Regions from separate parts of the Homo sapiens genome. Here region 1 is linked to region 2. A link is an interaction called in ENCODE POLR2A ChIA-PET data of the cell type or tissue named here. Cell type or tissue: HCT116. All regions are shown on one strand.

Region 1 (2,500 bases), 740 kb after region 2:
TATGCTTTATAAAGACTTCTTGTCTGTTTTGTTCACTGACATATCCCAAATGCCTACTACATGATAGGAGTTCAATAAATGCTTGCCGAGTGAACTGAGGGGCTATGTCTGTTTTCCTCCCCACCACATTGCAAGCTAATCAATTTCTGTGGAATTAAATTTCAAGTAGCATAAAATCTAAGATGAAGGATGGAGCAGAACACTGCCTGCACAGTGGGATTGCATATGTTGTGAATGCATGAATGCTTCCAGGTGAAAAAGGCGTATTTAATTTGGAATCTACAAAGTGGCTGTCATCTTTTGTATTGTTTTTTAAGCACACAGTTAATCTTGTTTTTCTTTCTTTCTTCACATATTAAGAAGTTTTAAGAAATAATAATACAAATGTAAGCTGCATGAGAGGAAAGACCATGTCTATATTTGTCCCTGGTGTAAGCTGATGTCTAAAGCCTTTTTCCTCGCACTTAGGAGGACCTTAATAAATACTTTAAGAATGAATGACTGACCTACTGAGTGAATCTGTGCCATCAAGGGAAGATGGCAGCACTGGCAGTGGTGGAAAAAGCCAGGACTCAGAATCATCAAGGGGGCTGAGCTCTATTCGTGGCTCTACCATCTGAGAAATCTGGCAACGCTCTGGTGCCTATTTCTTCATCGTTGAGAGGGGGAAGCCAGGTGCTCCAGTTCAACTTCACTAGATGATCTTCTAAATTGGAAGCCCCTGAAGGTCAGAGACTGAGTTTATATTGTTCAATGATATGAAAACAAGATCTAGATTATTGTGTTTGGCACACTGGGCCCTCAAGATTTTGTGGAATGGTCTCTAAAATTCTTTCCAACGCTAACATTTTGCAGAAAAATAACAGGTCTCTTAAATAAATTGCTTTTTTTCTAAAAAGAAACCTATACACCGATTATTATTATCTTGCAAATATGTTAGGGCAGGGTGAAAGTGGAGTACAAATAAAAAATAAATGACCGTTTCTTCCTGCTGATTTGGTTACAGACACCGGTTTTACATTTTCACTATGAACTCTTGGGTTCTTTAGTCATATTTATATAAACACTTTTGGCGCTTTATTTGAAACCTTTAACTCTGCGTGTGAGAACACCAAACTCCTGAGGAGCGAGCCACACTTGCACTGTACTGCTTCCCTACTAGTTCCACGTTCTTGGCCTTCCTTCCCTGTCATTATGCAGGTTTTCAAGAAGAACCACAACCGTTTCCCATTTCCCAGCCCGTTCTTCCTCACCCATCCTCCGCCGGGACCCCCTTCCCTATAAGCTGAAGAAATCCCTTGCTTGGACGACGCTAGTCGCTGGGGGAGGTTGGGGAAAGGGTGGCCCAGCCCTCAGCGGCCGCCGGCAGCGCCCCCAAGGAGCCTCCGCCTGCCACTTGCTGGGGACTGTCGGCTTTCCAGCTACCGTAGAATGCGCTTGCGTATCAAAAAGAAATCATCTTTCTACTGTAAACTAGAGACCGAGACCGCTCGTGGGGAGGGAATCTATGTGTTTACACTTTTTTTTTTTTTTTTTTTTTTTTTTGCCCCGGAGCTGCTGCGGGAATTGATTGGCTCCCTTGCGCCCCTGACGCTGGGACTGTCCCCCCGCCGCGCCCCGCCCGCACCCCGCCCGCACCCCGCCCCCTCGCGCGGCCATCTGCTTCGCAGTCTGTCTCCCAGTCTCTCACTCGGCCCCTCTCCCCTCCACCACTCCCAGCCCCCGTCTCCCCCACCGTCACCCCCCAGCGCCGGCTCCGCCTCTTCCCCCTCCCCGGCCCAGTGCTCCGAATCTTCCCCGGCCGTTGCCAGGGAGACCAGCCGATACCAGGCAAATAGGCGTACCAGAAAGAAAAGGGGGGAAAGCTACACGGCAGCCTGGTAACAAAGGAGCAATAAAAGCAGCCCCCAAATGGAGGGCTAAGGACGCGTCTGGGAGAAAATCTGAAAGCGAGCTAGCAGTCACCCCAATTTAAAATAGGAGGGGGATGCGGAGGAAGGGGCATGATTCACGTTGGGGGTGGGGGGAAATCAAGAGCCTTAAATGGGCTTTTGGGAATCGCCTGGATGGTGGTGTCGGATCAGCCCAGTTGGCTTTTCAAGTTGGAACTGCTAATACAAGGGATTTGCGTCCATCCTGGCGGCTGGGGTCGTGGGCCAGGCCAGCGGGCTCTCTTAAGGGTAATAACACGTTTGCTGGCAAGATGCATTTCTACGGAAACGTCTTTACATCAGCTCTGGGGAATATGACCATGGTCGAATAATGCATCTGAAGGAACTGGACAGTGAGAAGACGAAGCTTCACGTAACAATGTTCAGCTTGGTGATTTTTAAAGCAACGCTTGAACAAAGAGTTACTGGCTTGAACCAACCGTCTTTTTCACTCAGAGTGTGACCTATTTCCCTACAATGAGCAGAAAATAAAACTGTTTGAGAATTCAGAGCCAGCACCAGGAGAAATGAACCATTCCCTCGACTGCTTCTCACCTTCATAAGCGAAA
Region 2 (2,500 bases):
CTAATGAGTACAAAGATATACTATAACTGAATCTCTGGGACATAGCTAAAACAATGTTAAGAGAGAAGTTTATATAGCACCAAATGCCCACATCAAAATGTTACAACGATGTCAAATTGACAAACTAACATCATACCTTGAGGCACTAGAGAAAAAAGAGCAAACAAACCACAAAGCCAGCAGAAGACAAAAAATAACCAAAATCGTGACTGAACTAAAGGAAATTGAGATGCAAAAAAAACATACAAAAGATCAATGGATCAAAGAGTTGGTTATTTGAAAAAATAAATAAAATTGATAGACAGTTAACTAGACTAAAAACAAAAAAGAAGAGAGGATCCAAATAAACACACTCAGAATTACAAAGGAGACATTACCACTGACCACAGAAAAATAATAAAAAAAAAACTCTGAGACTATGAACACCTCCATGCACACCCGTGCACACAATCTAGAGAATCTAGAAGAAATGGATAGATTCCTGGAAACATATAATTTCCCAAGGTTGAACCAGGAAGAAATTGAATCCCTGAACAGAACAATAATGATTCCTCAAATTGAATCACTAATAAAAAGCCTACCAACCAGAAAACGCCCAGGATCAGATGGATTCACAGCCAAATTCTACCAGATGCGTAAAGAGCTGGTACCATTCCTACTGAAATTATTCCAAAAAAAAAAAATGAGGGGGAAAAAGTTCTTCCTAACTCATTCTGTGAGGCCAGTATTGTCCTGAAACCAAAGCTTGACAGAGGCACAACAACAACAAAAAAGAAAACTCTAGGCCAATATTATTGATGAACATAGATGCAAAAATCCTCCACAAAATATGAGCAAATCATATCCAGCAGCACATCAAAAAGCTAATCCACCATGATCAAGGAGGCTTTATTACTGGGATGCAAGGTTGGTTCAACATACACAAGTCAATAAATGTGATTCACTATGTAAACAGAACTAAAAACAAAAACCACATTATATCTCAATAAATGCAGAAAAGACTTTTAATAAAATTCAACATTCCTTCATGTGAAAAACCCTCAACAAACTAGGCATTAAAGGAGCATACCTCAAAATAATAAAAGCTATTATGACAAACCCACAGCTAACATCAAAATGAGTGGGCAAAAGTTGGAAACATTCCCTTTGAGAACCAGAACAAGATGAGAATGCCCACTCTCACCACTCCTACACCACAATGACACCACTTCCGACATAATACTGGAAGTTATAGACAGAGCAATCAGGCAAGAGAAAGAAAGAAAAGGCATCCAGATGGGAAGAGAGGAAGTCAAATTTTATTTCTTCACAGATGATACAATTCTATACCTAGAAAATCCCATAGCCTCTACCCAAAAGCTCCTTAAGCAGATGAATATCCTCAGCAGTTTGAGGATACAAAATCAATGCATAAAAATCAGTAGCATTTCTATATACCAAGAACATCCAAACTGAGAGCCAAATCAAGAAAGCAATTCCATTCACAATAGCCACAAAAAGAATAAAATACTTAGGAATGCAGCTAACCAGAGAGATGAAAGATCTCTACAAAGAGAGTTACAAAACACTTTTAAAAGAAATCAAGAGATGACACATACAATGGAAAAACATTCCATGCTCATGGATAGGAAGAGTCAATATCATTTTAATGGCCATACTGCCCAAAGCAATTTACAGATTCAATGCTATTCCTACCAAACTACCAATGACATTCTTCACAGAATTAGGAAAACCTATTTTAAAATTCATATGGAACCAAAAAAGAGCTCAAATAGGCAAGGCAATTCTAAGCAAAATAACAAAGCTGGAGGGCATCATGTTATATGATGTCAGACTATACTACAAGGCTGCAACAAACAAAACAGTATGGTAGTGGTACAAAATAGACAGATATATCAATAGAAAAGAATAGAGAGCCCATAAATTAAGCCATACACTTACAACCATCTGATATTTGACAAAGTAAACAAGAACAAGCAATGGGAGAAGGACTCCCTATTCAATAAATAGTCCCGGGGTACTATATGTATTGGCCACATACAGAAGATTAGAGCTGGACCCCTTCCTTATACCATATACAAATGTCATATCTAGATGGATGAAAGACTTGAATGGAAAACCTAAAACTATAAAAACACAGGAAGATAATTTAGGAAATATCATTCTCGACATTGGCCCTGACAAAGATTTCATGACGATGATGCCAAAAGTAATTGCAACAAAAACAAAAACTGACAAATGAGACCTACTTAAATTCAAGAGCTTCTGCACAGCAAAAGAAACTATCAGCAGAGTAAACAGACAAGCCACAGAATGGGAGAAAATATTTTCAAACTATCCTGCCAACAAAAAAATAATATCCAGAGTCTGTAAAGGACTTAAACAAATTTATAAGGAACCCCAATAAAAAGTGGGCAAAGAACATGACAGATACTTTTGAAAAGAAGACACACACATGGCCAACAAGCAAATAAAGAAAAGCTCAACATCATTGATCAGT

Evidence for each region. Peaks named below come from ENCODE experiments on the same cell type or tissue, not always from the same donor. Only the 100,000 strongest peaks of a DNase experiment are listed, where the experiment ranks them.
Region 1: POLR2A ChIA-PET joins it to region 2 with 5 read pairs; 10 of 35 experiments call an interaction of 5 or more read pairs at or near these places.

The regions. Positions count from the first base shown.
Region 1 is chr6:113,853,492-113,855,991 of GRCh38, forward strand. No RefSeq gene overlaps it. Among named protein-coding and RNA genes, the nearest start is that of MARCKS, 2.6 kb to the right of the region's middle. RefSeq lists a silencer at 1,609-1,818. In HCT116, a CTCF peak has its summit at 1,382; a DNase peak (open chromatin) is centred at 1,465; H3K4me3 peaks cover 1,513 bases.
Region 2 is chr6:113,116,000-113,118,499 of GRCh38, forward strand. No RefSeq gene overlaps it. Among named protein-coding and RNA genes, the nearest start is that of LINC02518, 320 kb to the right of the region's middle. In HCT116, no CTCF peak of the experiment used is centred here; no DNase peak of the experiment used is centred here.